Regions from separate parts of the Homo sapiens genome. Here region 1 is linked to region 2. The links are chromatin loops, found by intact Hi-C in ENCODE. Cell type or tissue: endothelial cell of umbilical vein. All regions are shown on one strand. Links, peaks and the distances in the headings refer to the core of each region. The heading gives the core; the rest is flanking DNA.

Evidence for each region. Hi-C counts contacts between places; a loop is a spot of excess contacts. Peaks named below come from ENCODE experiments on the same cell type or tissue, not always from the same donor. Only the 100,000 strongest peaks of a DNase experiment are listed, where the experiment ranks them.
Region 1: a loop joins it to region 2, with 6 times the contacts of the local background. A loop is called at or near these places in 5 of 110 quality-filtered maps.

Annotation. Positions count from the first base shown.
Region 1 is chr2:204,867,965-204,876,229 of GRCh38, reverse strand. The region is part of intron 2 of PARD3B (par-3 family cell polarity regulator beta); the gene reads right to left. Among named protein-coding and RNA genes, the nearest start is that of PARD3B, 330 kb to the right of the region's middle. In endothelial cell of umbilical vein, for the core only: no CTCF peak of the experiment used is centred there; DNase peaks (open chromatin) are centred at 4,449 and 4,829; H3K27ac peaks cover 1,081 bases.
Region 2 is chr2:204,110,119-204,118,383 of GRCh38, reverse strand. No RefSeq gene overlaps it. Among named protein-coding and RNA genes, the nearest start is that of ICOS, 180 kb to the right of the region's middle. In endothelial cell of umbilical vein, for the core only: no CTCF peak of the experiment used is centred there; a DNase peak (open chromatin) is centred at 3,883; H3K27ac peaks cover 2,715 bases.

The DNA of each region.
Region 1 (8,265 bases), core at 1,636-6,635, 760 kb before region 2:
AGGCAAAGATTAAATCCAAAATTAATGTTTTCAATGTGAGTACTGAATACAGTATGTCCTTTTTACTTCCGTTTCCATTGATAATCCACTCCCTGACTGTTACAAGGATGGATACACCACTCTGTTTCCGAAACTCAGGCCAATAGCTTACAACTGGCTCCACTGCCATGGTCTGCAAACAGGAGTACAATTCCCTCTTCAAATCCAGGTCCTAAAAAGGCTTTCGGAGAAGCCAGTGAAGGAGTGGATCCAGAAACTGAGGCAAGACCCTGCAAAGAGGCTTTGACGAAAGCCTACTCAGAGTCAGCAGGTCCCCAGTGAGAACCCGAAAGATTCACCCTGTACAGATGTTTCTTATTTATTCTTCAGCAGGCTCTTCAGTGAGTTATCAACAAACCAATGACATACTGTAAGATTTTTAGGGCCGCCTTCTTAATCCTACCTTTAAAACTCTCAAAGTCCATTTCCTTTTTACATACCTACAAAGAGAAGTAACGAACTTGTAAAAACTCAAAACAGATTAAGAACTGCTCTGAGAACAAAAACTTCATGTGCACATAAATTGTCAGATAAAAGAGTTACAACATACAGTCTTTGTGACACCGTTTCTCTTTCAAGGCAGGCCAACCAAAGTCTCTTACCACACTGCTCAAAGTGGTCTCCAGGCTGGCAGTGTGGGCATGATGTCGGAATTGGTTGGAAATACAGAATCTCAGACCCACCCCAGACCCACCTAATCAGAATCTGCATTTTATCAAGGAGACCTGAAAGCACATTCAAGTTTGAGAGTACTGTTCTAATTGACTCCCTCTAAAGATTTTCACAAGATGCTCCACAAAGGAATTGAAAACTAGAAGGCAACACACCATCACTATGCTTAAGGTGTACAGATATAAAGCCGAGAGAGCTGTTTACTAGGACTTTGATAAAGAATATACAAAATTATAAGACTGTTAAAATTATATAGATTGGGAATGGAGAGTGACTGCCAATGAGTAAAAGGCTTGTTTCTGAGGTGATTAAAATGTCCTAAGATTAGGGTGATGGTTGTACCACTCTGTAAATATACCAGAAACCACTGAATTGTATACTTAAAATGGGAAAACTTCTTGGTATGTAAGTTATATTTTAGTAAAATTGTTGAAAACCTTGATTAAACTTTAAAAAGCATAAAAAGATCAAATCATGAATGATAAGGGAGATATAAATTAAAAACACAAGGTATCATCTCTTGACCACAGGAATAGCTAAAGAAGAGAACGAATAAACTGAGATATATTCATGCAGTGGAATACTATTCAGCAATAAAAAAGGAGCAAACCACTGATGCCTGCAACAATATGGATGAATTTCACAAAAATTATTGAATGACAGAACCCAAGTCCCACAAAATAGCAACTATGATTCCTTTTATATGCACTTGTAGAACCAAGCTAGGGTGATATTATAGAAATCAGAGCAGTGTTTGCCTCAGGGGTGGGGAAGAACTAATTGGAAAGAGGCACATGGCAACTTAGTGAAATAATGAAAAACAGCTACGTCTCTGTTGGAGTGGTGGTGACACATGTGACTACATTTGTTAAAACCCATCAAGCTGTTCATGTAAAACCTGTGCCTTTTGTTGGTCAATTATACCTCGATTTTTAAAAAAAAATAACAAAAAATTTTACCCTACCTTGTATATCCATATGTACTGGATATCTTTTAAAAACTAAGAAATATAAATGTTACAGTTAGGCCTCCCTTCTCTCTTCTCTGTCATCCCCAATATTGTAATTGTCTTTTGAGGTGAATGTTTTACTACTGGTTCTTTACCCATTTTAAGCACCAAAACTTATTTCAAATTTAGTACTTTTCCTAAAATTGTTCAGGAGTGCTTACTTTTTAAAACAGAATTCACGCATCTTTTTGTATAAATTATTTTAATCATCATAAGCATCAATTAATGTACCCTGATGTAATACAGGGCTGTCATGAGAGACATGTGTGCTAAAAGGGGCCATTCATTGTTCCTAAACCTAGAGCTCCCACACTTAGTTTTGTTTTTTGTTTTGTTTTGTTTTGTTGTGGTGGTGGTTGTTGTTTTGAGACAGAGTTTTTTGATCATCGCTCAGGCGGGAGTACGATGGTGCAATCTGGGCTCACTGCAACCTCTGCCTCCCAGGTTTAAGCAATTCTCCTGCCTCAGCCTCCCAAGTAGCTGGGATTACAGGTACCCGCCACCATGCCCAGCTTATTTTTGTATTTTTAGTAGAGATGGGGTTTCACCATATTAACCAGGCTGGTCCCGAACTCCTGACCTCAAGTGATCCGCTCCCCTCAGCCTCCCAAAGTGCTGGGATTACAGGTGTGAGCCACCACACATGGCCATTAGTTTTGTTTTATTCCTATCTGCCCTTCTTGTTTACTATTAGCCTGCCTCTTCTCTCACTGCCAGATGCCTACTATATTTTTGTTTTCTTATTTGCAGCTAGAATCATTACGTGGACTCAGGTGTAACTTCTGCAGACAGACATTCCCTGATCAACCTACCCAGGGCTGTTTCTAGCTACTCACACATCATCCTGTTTCTTTATTACCACATTGTAATTTCATGTTGTTTTGTTTTTCAAACTCATGTACTGTTTGCCTACCCTCAAAAGCATTTGTATTCTATGGATGCACAGACCTCATCAGTCTCACATACCATTAAATGGTTAGCAACTTAAAAGAGTGTCTGGCACAAAATACGTGCTTAGGAAAGTCCTGCGGATGGGTGATGAAGTGTCTGGGGGACAAATGAATAATGAATGGCTGGGGAAATCACTGGCTTGAGAATCAGACAACCGAGTCTAAATCTCCCACTTTCAGACCTGGGGCTTGGACTCAGCTATAGTTGCCTTGCCTGCTATGATAGGAAAAACAGCTTTCGCCATATATTACTGTTGTGAGGACTGAATGGCATTCACGTCCTCTTTAGGGTAAAAGACTGAGAATGAAGCCTAGTCAAATTGTGTGTAAAGCAAGAAAAAGCAGATCCTGAACAAGATTCTACCTGTAAAGGATATACGCTTTAGTGTCTGTCCTTCTTATGCAGAGCTTCACTGCTCAGGTCTTTCACATGTAACACCTCTATCTATGTATCTGTTAATTATCTACTAGTTATTTTATAATCATTACATTATAATTATCTTTATCTTTTTACTTACCTAATAGCTAGATTAGTAAAATGCCCTTTCTTCAAGTGAAGTGCTTATTAAAGCCAAATCAAGAACCACCTCCCTACCTCTTACTTCTTTAGAAATTGTTTAAAATACTGTTTACTCCTCTCTAGATTTGAGAAGCAAATAAGGACAGAATATAGAGGGACATTAAAGTTTAAAAGGATACAATTCACAATAAAAGACTCAAGAGTAAAGCCTACAAGTAACTTAAAAAGCAAGATGGTGTAGAGTTCAAATAAGTATTTGGTTTATGTAGTATCTGCCAAATTAGGTAAATGAAAATTATTCATATAATTACCCAAATATGTGAACAGCATAGAGCTAAAGTTAATCCAATTAGAGAAACACACAGAAGAATTTATTACAATTAGATTCTCAAAGTAGGTAGATGACCTTTAACAACTTCTGTCCTAACAGATATTAAACAGTATGACAGCAGTCTGGGCACATCTCTTAGGACTTAAACACACTGAATAACAAGTCAAGAAAACCGCATAGCTAGCTCAATAAAAAGCTGAGCAAAAAACTAAACAAACACAAAAAATGAATACCTTTCCTCCCAAAATGCTCTGTAGGCATGGATAAGATACAGTGACGAGATCATCTAAATGTCCCTATATACAGGGAAACTGAAGATGACATTTTATCCAAAACCTTTTAAGCAAAACTTTTAATCCTTCCTTGTGAAATATTTTCTACATTTTTATATAATTATATGCATACATATATATTACATGTATGTTATATATATAACTATCTATCCATGTATCTATCTATAAAATGTGTATGTATAAAATTTGGCAGATAAGTCCTAAAACAATTGCCATATGCTTTTCCCATCATTTTCTGTATTGTGTGGATTTCTGAGAGAATTATAATCTTTTGGAAAACAAAACAAAAATAATTATATTTTTAATGAAAACACATTTAATGTAGTTTTGAGTCAATAGTGTTAAGAATAGGTATATATGTAGCCGGGTGTTTTTCTTTGTTTTGATTTTGGGAGTTTGGGTTTTTGTTTTTTGAGTTGCTCAGTAGTAAATGATAATTAAAGAACTGTGTGACTGTCCATTTTAATGACTGTGTTTTAGATATCCAGACTTTCTCTTCCATGCTGTCTTTAAGAATAAAGGGACAAGAAAGCTTTAAAATTGGGTTTTAATCTACTTAATGCCACAAGTAGATGAAGAAGAGCCACTGGCCTTGTATACATTTACAAAAGATCTCATAGCTCCATCTAGCTCCAGATGAGGGAATTTAGAAAATAATGCAGAATTACACCCAACAGGACTACCAACACATAAAAGGGAAATCAGGAAGAGTCAAAATGAAACTATTATGCAAGCAGTGAGTTTGTAAGTGCAGGAAATTTGTCAATTAACACTGATTAAAAAGAATATTCATTAGTTAATTGACAGTTGATTTTCTAAGGAAAAAAATCATTCATATCATTATTATTTACTTTTCTAGCACTTCAAGTTTAAAAAATACAAAACATAACGTGAGAAGGGATTAGAATTGAACTTTTTTCCCCCCATTGAAAATGTTATTCTGTCTCATACATTGTTCTAAGTGTTCTGAATTCTGCCTTGAGCTCAGGAAAACAAAGAGGAAGCTACTTCTAAAGTTAAAATTGAAGGATAGATCAGGATATGATGCAGAAATATGACATGATTAGTATTTTTTATTCAAACAATAGAGTCTGTTGAGTTGTTTATAGTCTATAATAAATCAAAGGGAAATTCACACAAAGTCCCCAAAAGGGGGTTATTTAAAAAGAGAATTACAATTCATGAACAGTCTACAAATATCTCTGTAATGTAAAAACACAAAAATATGCAGTAAAATACTAAACAATTAATGTGAATACAGCTAGGAAAATAACTTTGGGCCTAAAATTAAAGAGAGCCAGGAAGAACATCTAAAGTCATTACTGCAAACTGCATTTCCCTAAACTTTAATGTCCCAATATATGATATATGTATGTATGATTATATATTAAAACATAAGGAGTTGCAGTTTGGATTTGATGATACAAAATTAAAAAGCATAAATCTTTTATTATGTTTTAAAAATATTTTCAAACAATTTAAAATGTCTTAATAATAGGCAATCCCACATTTCTCTAAATATAATTTGTTGCTGAGGATCTCAAAACAAACATCAAAATCCCTGAAACCAAAAACAAATGGGTATTTAAGCAAATTTAACTAGTTTCCAAATAAAATATTCAAAAGACACAAAGGAAACATTATGTGCACCTCTTTCTTCACTTTAAAAAACCAGCTCATTTTTGTGTATTATTTTTATTCAACTGAAATGCAACAAAACTTCCAAGTTAATTTCACAGAGCTTAAAAGAAAATATTTAATTATTTGCTCTTCTTGCAAACTCTTCAACATGTGTCCTCATCTTCCTATTTTACTTAGCAAAGTGATCAGATGACCTTAATCAACCAGGACAGCTCTGGCTTGAAACGCTTACCCCGAGCATTTCATTCTCCTCCATCTTTGAGATAGAGACATGACCACCTATTTCCTGGCTTGTCAAGAGTATTAAATCCCTAGCAGAAGGATAGAGCTTCACTATCGGTGTCTCCTCTTGCTCACAATGCCAAAACCTAGCATGCAAACAGAGCACAGGCATTTGATAGGGACTCTTAGCAACTTTCAAATTAATTAACATCATTTTTTTAACTTCAGCTAGGGATATTCTGAATTATAGTTACAGTAAGAGGTATTCTGGTAGTTATCCAATTAATTGTCATGCTCAGCACTTTATTTGGCTTGAAGCCTGACAGCATACTTAAGTTTACTGGCTTCTCAATCTAAGGGGACTTTCTCTACCACCCCATCCAAAATGCTTATATTGGGGGCCTTGGAAAAGGGCAAGAAAGAGAGAGACAGAGAAATGGAGGGCGAAGAGGGTGTTATCCAGAGAAAACAAATACCTGTTTCACTAGTATGCATAGGCAGGTCTGGAAGAGGGTAGAAAGGAGGAATCAGTGTCCTCTGCAACCTGTTCTCACAGTAGGTACAGCCCTATCAGAAAACACTATGCTGACCAGTGGCTGAGGTAACAGAAAACTGGTAATTGACTGGATATCACTCACCTGCAGCCATTGTGAAAACAAGGATATTCTGACATTTAATTATAAACAAAACATTAAAAACACCAGACACATATCTTTAAAACAATTCCAAAACACTTGAGGAGAGCAAGGCAGGAATATCAAAAAGTTAAGGGTAGAGATGAGACTGAATACCCACATTTTTTTTTCCTGTTTTCAGTATTCTTTGATCCTAGATAAGAAAAATATTCATTACCTCCATGTCTCAGCCCAATGTAACAAGACTGCATAAAAAGAATCACAGCCAACAAAAATAAACTGTCTACATTAAAAGGAAAACCTCATACTGCATCAAAGAAGTCATTGAAATATTTTGTTTCCTTAGGTTCCTAGGTATTCCTAAATATAATCTCGGTAAAGATAAACAAATACAATCTTCAGGCTCTAATTTTAGATTTGGCAAAACCCAGAAATTGTCAGTGGTCTAATAAGCTAAATATTTCTTTTTTACATGAAAGATCATCAGAGGCATCTTAGAAAGATCAGAAGCACAATCCTACTTGTAACTCTATGCTTGTCAAAGTTTGATTATGAATCACTCGTATCAAAATCCCCTGGGCTGCTAGGCAAGGAGGAGCGAAAGAACAGTCCTGGGCCCCACTCCAGAATTTCTAAATGTGAATCTTTTAACATGTTCTTCAAGTGGATTCCACACATAAGTTTGAGAAACTGTGAAATGAACCAAGAAGACCAAAAAGACCCATCCCTAATAGGGCTACAAAGCCCCATAAAAATCATACATATAATACCTCCTTGCTTTCACAAATCACATCTGATCTGTATAAAGTAGATAATTGATAGCAACAAAAACCTTTAAAAGGAAAAAATACATCAACCTCAAACAGCCTACAAAGTTGTATTAGACACAGGTCAGATACAGGGAATATCTCATTTTACCTTTTAAATACATGTAACTTCATGTATTTCAGAGGTAGTTGGACGGATAAGTATAACACCTGATTCCCTGTTGTTGGCTTTTAAGTACAAATTGTCAGTCACCAAAGTTGCATGCTCTTTCTACCTAATTGCCATTGCATGGGATCTCCACCACAAATGCAGAGTCCAGACAGATCGTCTCAACTTAACTAGTCCCACTCAATCCTGCCTCATGCAATCCTCCCCAGCTCAACAGATTAAGAAACTCTAAGTTTTGAACTTAAATATACTACATTCGTGACCTATCTAAATCTAAAGTATTTATGACAACGACAGTAAAAAGTGATATTGATGTGTAATTCACTAAAAGTAGAGTTCCTCCCATGAAGTTGTTACAGTAGCAGAGCTTGATCAGGGTATTTAAAAGGAAACTCAAATTCTCCGGGTTTCACGGTCTTCCTCATCTGAAATACTGGTGATAGTGGAGGAAGACTGGATAATTTCTAAAATTTTTCTAGTTTTAAAATTCTACAACTAAGGCATGGGTGTGGATAATTTTTAAACCTCATATATTATGTACAACATCCTTCTACTATAGTTCCACTACTTATGGGTACTGGGAACATATGTAAATTATATAAGCTTTATGAATCAGTCCTTAATTTATAAAATAAAGATAATGGCACTAATATTAACCTAGTGGAATTGTGGTGAAGGTTAAATAAAATAAAGATTTAAAAGTACAGCACACTATCTTTGGCTCATAATAAATCCTCAATAACAAATAACAGGCATCAAAATATCTCAGATTCACTGACAGTTAAGCACAGTCCCTATCTATTTATAGAGCCCAGACTGGCCATGACTTACTTTGTAGAGACCTGTATGAAGTCATTCACATAGACCCTTCACCACCCCAGAAGTGAGATATACAGATATCTTTCACAATGTTCAATGCCCTAAGCAGGATGGCACCTAGGATGTTTCTCTCAGGGAACACTCACAGTCCCTCAGACCCTGCTCCATCAATCTCTGAGATCTAGTCCATAAGGATTC
Region 2 (8,265 bases), core at 1,145-6,144:
AACTTTGAATAAGACACTATAGACACTATAAGCTGCAAACTGAATAAATTCATAAGTTAAAGATAGCTGGATTTTAATACATAATATCTATAAGATAGAACAGGGATTGAACTTGTGTTTTTTGGTTCTAGGGGGCAGACCAGGACCAGTGGTTCAAAGTTACATAAGAAGCCAGTATCTCCTTATGATGGGAACAGGAGGCAGAGAAATTCTAGGCAGAAAAGGAAGGGGTCCCTGGTGAAGCCCCACCCTCAAGCCTAGAACCGTGGCCCAAAGTGAGAACATCCCCATTTTCCCACTCAAATGTTGCCTTTTCCAAAACCACCCTGGCCCACCCCGTCCCCCATCCCATACCCATAAAAACCCCAGGCTCCACTGGCAGAGGAGCAGCAGAGAAGGAGAGAAGAGAAGCAGCCAGACGTCAGAGAGAAGCAGCTTGACTTCAGAAGGATGGCTTGACGGTGGGACTTTGGAGAAGAGCCTGGTCAGGGATGGCCAGACTCCAGGGGAAGACCACCTGCCTGCTCCACCCCCTTTCCAGCTCCCCTTCCCACTGAAAGCCACTTTCATCAGCAATAAAATCCTCTGTATTCACTACTCTCCAATTCGTTCATGTGACCTGATTCTTCTTGGACACCAAACAAGAGCTTGGGAGCCACGGATGTGGGCAGTTGAGTTGTTTAACACTTAAGCTATCCATGGATGGCAAAGCTAAAAGAGCACTGTAACGTATGCCCTCTGGGGCTCCAGAAGCTGCTGTGAGGCTGCACAGAGTTCTGCTCCTGCCAGTGCCCAGAAACACTTGTCCTGGCTCCTGCACCCACTCACCTGAGTGCTCCCCCTCCCGTGAGGGGTTAACTGCAGCAGGCTGAGTAAGCGAGGTGCCCCAAGGGGTCACGGAAAATTTCCTGTTTCACTTATTTTAAAGAACAACTTTATCACAATTAGAAGTGGCCAAAACTAGAATGGGCTTCCTCACGGAAAAGTGCATTTCCTATAAATAGAGGTATGGAAGAGAGACTGGAAAGAATTGAGGGCTAGACCAAATGATACCTGCACCCCTTCCAACAACTTTGACCTTTCTATTACCATCTCAGCTTAGATCAAACAATAACCTGATTGTCAGTAGGTTCTCAATTATAATTCCCAACCTCACCATGCTAGCACTGAACAATCAGATGAGATCAGGCCTCTGGTACGGGCCCAAAGAGAAAAACTTGCTAGCCTGTTGTTGAACTCCCACCCAAATGGATATGAGATGCCAGGAAAAAGAATGTCCATTGAGAAGCTATTCTTGCTTGTCTTGGCTGCTTTCTGTTCAGTTATGAACATAAGTTTCACGGAAACCATAAGCATTTAATAAAATACCTTAGGTAAGAGTAAAAGAGAAGCTGCCCAAACTCTCTGCATTATGGTCAGGAATTCTTGGATTAAATAGAATTCAATCTAAGTGCTGGCTGAATTGTGTAGTGATGTATAAAAATCTTTTTGAACAATAGTTAATGTGTTCATGTTGTCAAAAGACAATATAGTTAAAATGAGGAGCAATCTCAGTTATGGTGCTTAAAATCTGCTTTATCTGGGAGAACATTGTAAAGTGTCTAAGGTTATGACTTAGTTGCTTGGCTCCACTTAATATCTGTAGACACTGGGTGCCTCTTTTTGACTGCTTTACATTTGATACTGACAAATTTTTAGTTATTTCTGTAAAGGATAAAGCCAATCTGGATAAACTAGGTCACCATTGTACAAACAGTCATGGCCTGAAATAAGCAATAATTAACCAAAAAGGGCCAGACAGACATGGAAGTTGTATGTGCTGTGCCTTCACTTGTGTATTTTAAAGTTTCCTTTCTCTGCTGTGCTCACTCTTTCCTCCCCCATCCTCATCAATGTGTCGCTGATTTTGGACTCATGAAATAGGGCCAGGGCCGTTTCAGGCAGCACTACAGGAGACTTCTCATTTGGGCCTGTTTATATTTTGCCAAGGAAAACTGCAGTTGAATTGTGACCACGTGTTTCTTTTTTTTTATTTTTGGCCCAGTCACGGAGAAGAAACAGGCTTTCTAGCTGGGCAAACACCCAGTACATCAATGCAGCTCAGAATGCCTTCATTTTTCCTCTTTGTGTTGGGAAAGCGGTAGCTCTGTGCCTATGGTAAGCTGTATCTAGTTCAATGAAAAGTCCGAGTGACTTGGGTCCAGCTCCTGAACCAATGCTCTCTCTCACTGCCTGCGTCTGGGTGAAAAAATATAACTTTACCTCTCTGGGTCTTTGATGCTAATCTGCAAAACTCCAGTAAAAATCCCTGTCACCATCATTTCATAAAGAAGGGAGGAGAATGGGTGTGAAAATGTGCTCCAAGGAAGCCCCATGTTTCAGCCTTAATACAACTTTTTCCAAAACATCTGTCCTGAATGTAGGAAGGTGATTCCACTGAGAAATGCCTTGAGTTGTTTTTCCAGCAGGGGAGGGGAATTTGTGCTGTGTCATTCTCACTCTCTCACCTGGTTTCCCCAGGGACAAGGCGGGCTGAGTTTGGGGTACAGTCCAAGTCTAGGAAACAGTCTTTTTTTTTCCCCATTGTATGAAGCTAATTGGCCCTTGCGGAAACTGGACCCATTCCCTTGGACTAATTAACACTATTGCCTATTAGCTCCAGCTGAACGAACTTCCTCAAACTTACATTCATTTTATTTAGTACATAGCAATTTGCATTTTTAAAAGATAACCTGCCCATAGCCTCTAGCCACTAAATATGCCTCAAATTCCATATGCACCCATATGCAGTACAGATTGAACTTCACACTCTGGCTCCGAAAGTGTTAGAAGCTATTTAAAACTTGTTAATTTGTCAGTGTGGCATAGGTGGGGGTGGGGTATGGGTGGAGCCCTGACTCTGCCACTAACTAAATGACCTTCCTGGAGTAAGTGATTAGCCTCCCAGGACCTGTTTCCTCTTCTTTAAAGTGAGGGAGTTGACTAAATGATCTCTAATGCCCATTCTAGGTTTAAAATTCTATGATCTTTACAATTAGATGTTTTGAGAGCATGCAGCTTCATTAATAAATGGTAGTATTCACTGCCAGTGGGAGAGTAACACTCAGTTAATAAGCGTGCCTCCTCCTCATGCTCCATACACATAATTCTTAGTGAAAGTTAATGGGAATTAGAAACATCACTAGCAAAACAATCAATGCCAGCCCTTTAACCAGTGACCTCCTGGTCTGTCATTTTGTTGCCTGTATCTGATCGTCCTTTCATAACTCGGGAGACCTGAACCCTGAGCAAAATGTGCTGAAGGAGATTGACATCAGGACACACTGACCTCTGTGAAGAAGTGTGTTCTTGTCAAAAGCCAAGTCCTCAAGGCAGAGCAGAAGCAGCCAAGATAGATGGAGGAAAGGTGCATGCATTGTACCCCATTCTTAATGGGGTCAGAAGTTCAGTTTCAACTGAGATGCACTGAAGGGAATCTGCTGGATGATCGCAAAGCGAGGTTTCATAATGTGCTCTTCTCATAAGGTGTTTTCCGTACCCCATTGCCACTACGCACAGTGTGATTTGCCACTTAGGTTATTAGATCAATAGGATCTGATAATGAATTTTACATAAATCTATGTTATCTAACCAATACCACATCATTTCAGTTAAATTTCCTGGCTTATTTATACACAGGAAATTGGCAAAACCACAGTCTCAGATAACGCCTCCCCTAAAGCCCTCGATTGTTCTCTAGCAGTTTGGATGGCTGAGTGTGCACCATGGTCACGCAAAATCTGCTGTGATTTTCTTTCCTGCAGGAACCAAAGACAGCAAACAGGAGGAGCACATGTGACAGAGCCTTTCCTGCCTAGCCCCGGCTGGACACTATCTGGGATTTCTCACTGTTCCCTGCATTCTTACCCTTGACCCCTTGGTGCTATCCAGTTCCCCCTGTGTCAGGTCCCTCTGAAAGCTGCGATTTCCTCTCCTGACAGGCAGCAGGAAGGGGAGAAAGCTGCAGGCCAACCTTTGCTCTGAAAGAACTGAAAGGTTATTAACAAAGGGAGCATTGACAGGGTGTGCTCAGGAAATATTGATAAAGTGAGAGAGAGAATGAGGAGAGAGAGAGATGCCTTCCCAGCCTTCACCACTCCCACCATCTTTCTTTCTCTCTTTCCTCTCATCTCTCTCTCTCTCTCTCTGCAGCCTGAGATATTATGTACACTATTTTAAAGGCTGGCCCAAACAGACTTCTATAATACCTCTTAACCTTATTGCAGAATGATTCCCAGCTAAAAACTCTGACAGATGAAGTTATAGGTTCCTTGTCAATAAAATGGGAATAATATTAAAACCTACCCCATAGGAAGTAAATGAATCGATGTACAGTACAGGGCTTAGAATACAGCCTGACATAAAATAAGTACTTTAGAAGTGTGAGTTACTGTTAGTGTATCATTAATTATGAATTATCATGTGATCTTAGGAAAAGTAGCCACACCACAATAACAGACAATTTCCTGCCTTAATTTTGCTCACATGATGGACAAGAAGACCTGCAACTTTGAGGAGCTGCAACATAAATGTGCTCCCATAGCCCTTGCTCATTGCCTTTATATCTATTCTTGCTAACTCTAACTCTTTTCTGAAATCTTTGCCTGGATAGACACTGATCTATTCAACTTTTGCAGCTTGCACTTGTTTTTATTTTTAAAATATATTGAGGCCAGGCATGATGGCTCACAGTTATCATCCTAGCTCTCTGAGAGTCTGAGGCAGGAGGATCACTTGAGGCCAGGAGTTCAAGACCAGCCCGTGCAGCATAACAAGCCCCTGCCTCCATAAAAAATAAAAATTAAAAAAAAAAAAAAAACCTGCCTGGATGTGATGGTTCATGCCTGTAGTCCTGGCTACTTGGTAGACCGAATGGTGAGGACTGCTTGAGTCCAGGAGTTCAAGATTGCCGTGAGGTATGATCACACCACTGCATTCCAGCCTAGGCAACAGAGCAAGACCCTGTCTCTAAAAAATAAAGATAAAATTAAAATATATTGTATTTTTATATATATATGTGTGTGTGTGTGTGTGTGTGTGTGTGTGTGTATATATATATATATGGAGAGAGAGAGAGAGAGACAGAGAGAGCAAAAGCACAGGTACAAAGGCAGAAAAACTGGATCTAATCTCAACCCAGATATTTACCAGGTAATTAACCCTGGACAAGTCCTTTTGTATTTCTGACTGAGCTCCTCATTTGTAGAAGAGCATAATAATGTTTACCCTGACTGCCCCATAGCATTGTCATGATTCAATAGACACTATAATATGTAAAGACATTGGGAAGTATAAATCACTATATGGAAATATAAGCAGAGTCTAGACTCTTGAGTTAGTTTTTATGCAATGGTTATAGCTCAACACTTGTTACACGGTCTTTATTGATAATGAAGATTTGTCACCAGGCCTAAAAATCATTAAATTACATCTCATCATACCTGCGTCATATCCGTCACACTCAAAAACCTCCAGCTAGTCATGCAAAGAAAGCTTAGTTGTTCGATACCCTGCAACACCACCATTTACTAACTCTGATGTCAGCTTTTTCTTCCCCACTAAATTTTAGCACTATAATCATGCTGCAAACTCTGTCTGTTCAATGGAGGTTTTTACCCTTTGCCTTTAATGTAAAATGACAGCCAAATCTTCAGAAGGTTTGGTGTTAAGATTATGTCTTTTACATTCCTACAGTCTCTGTTGTTTAGTTCAGCTTGTCACGCTGTCAGATAAAGGCCCATGGAGCGTTCTACAGGAATTATTAATGAAGATTTGACCGGTTTTTCTTCTGGAAACAGATCACTTCACTTTTCATCTCACTGCTTTTTACATTAACAAACTAAAAATAGCCATGAGTATTCCAGGGAAGAAATTACCAATATTTGGCAGTATATTTCTTGCTTTCCAGTTGTTAGATTTGGTTCTTTGCCTAGTTAGGACACAGATAAATGTGTAAATCTTAATAGCATAATCCCCAAATTAGTATCCCTGTATCTTTACTCAGAACATGAAGAGCTAAATCTGATTTCAAAACACCTTGTTTTAAGCATAGGCCTTACTTGGCTTGCCCTGGAAAACAGACATTTAAACACAAAGTTTGATGACGATGGCTTTAGGAAAGTGGCCCACACTGAATTCACCAGCCCAATTGCTGTCCTTCTGCAAACATCCATTCAGAACGACATTGACAAGTGAATCTCTGCCAACTACCGTCTTGTAATCCACACTGCTCTTGTTTATGTGTGCAAATTCACTGTGGTTTGTTGCAGTTCTCTGCTCTGTAGAATCCATTGTAGCCCATCTTCATCTGAGCTCCTCTTTAACAGAGAGAGCCACGTGTGTCAGAATATCATATGGATGAAGTTTGACATCTTTATTCGTCTTCTATTTATGGGATGAACGTACAGTTAAAAGGTGGCTTGAGACCATCAAACCCACATCTAGCTGTGATCTAAGTGGAATTTAACGTAGGTCTCCTGAGGTGAAGGGAGAAATGAAGGAAAGAAATGAAGTGCCTGTTTCAATTTAATACTTTAGGCCAATTTTTTTTTTTAAGAGAAAAAAAATCAAAGGGCTGGGACCTTCCTTGGCCCCCTGAAGTTTTAGGGTTTCAGATGCTCAGAGATACAATCTGCACAATTTCTTGGCATCTGTTTTTTCCAGACAGTATATTACCACTATAAAGTAGCCTGAACAGTGGGGTCCTCCCTACTGGGGGCCCACTTCAAAGGCAATGTTTGATGTCCCCTGATGCTGCCTGTGGGTGAAAGCGCAGATTGTTGTGTTTCATTTATTAATTACTTAAAACAGAAAAATAAAAGCCAATTTTCTTCTAAATTTCTCTCTGTCTACTTTGAGTTAACATCCTCCAATCTGGTTTTTGTCATACACGAGTAATTTTAGTTCCAAATACTGGTATGATGTCATTATTTAACACCTTTTTATCTAAGGATATTGGCGTGTCTTGCAAAAGAGTATGTTGCTGCTTTGTCCTCTATTTAGAAAACAAACATTGAGAAACTAAGAGAGACCACTCCACTATTCCAAAATCACACCATACACATAGTTGGAGATAGGAAGAAAGCCCGGATTTCTTATTCAATTTCATCAGAAAAGGAGACGTCTTCCCAGAACACTGGCAACTCTGGAATCCCCCTGAAACCCAAAGAAGAAAAATGTCCCCCTACTTCCTCATGAACCAAATGTTCCACCAAGCTTTACTTAGAATTAGTTATTTCACTCCAAACCCGGTCTGCTTTTTGCTGAATATTTTCTCAAAACTAAAGCCAGTCAACAGAGTTCTCTCTGGTGTGAAGCAAAACAAAAACAATCCAAAGTTTTTATGTTGTCACCAGACAAAAATTTGCTAAGAACAAGCAGAAATGAGGAGTTAATGGATCCCATATGTGGCCACTAACATAGGTTTATGAGATTTTCCAAGAGATTTCTGAAGATTCCTATAGCACAAAGGAAGATCAAACAGCCACTTTCCTGTCAAACAGGGCAAAAAATGCTCCATCCATAGTTCCCCCTGCATTTATTTTGGTAAACCTGGAAAGAAAAGGTGGCTGCAATATCTGCCTTACAGGGAGCTGACCACAACATGTGGTATACTGGAGCAGGAAAGAAGGTCCTTAAAGACGTCACCTGTGTCCTCACAGCACAAGCAGACCTGCCCTTAGAGCCCACTGCTTGGTATGAGATGTAGCCTCTGGGGGAGGGCTGAGCAACGGAGAGGGAGAGCTGGACAATTTTCTTCATCCGGGAAAATTGCACACACACAAAAATAGCTGCTTTCTTCAAATGTCAATCAGCTCCTTCAAGTTTCAAGCTTCACTGAGGGGTCAGAAGAGGCATTTCCTCTACACATATTTCAGTATCACATCGGGACGTTCAGCCACACACAGCTTCCGGCACGGGGGCTGTGGTTGTGTTGGAGTTAACCACACAGGGCACAGGGTGAGGGAGTTGTCGTTGTTGTTCTTGTTTCTGTTGTTGTGATGGAGGCGGGGCAGCTGGTGGGGTTAAAACGGTTTCCATTATTATTATTTTCTTTCCCCCTTTGTGTGCTATGAACTCTGAACTAGACAAATGAGAACTATCTCCCCTGTTATTAGTAGAATGTCTTCTGTGAGCAAATTCCAACCACTAGAATGTCCGTGTGAACTGCAAAGGCAACCACAACAGTTTTGGAAACTGGGGATGATTGTGGGGCTCCTGGACCGC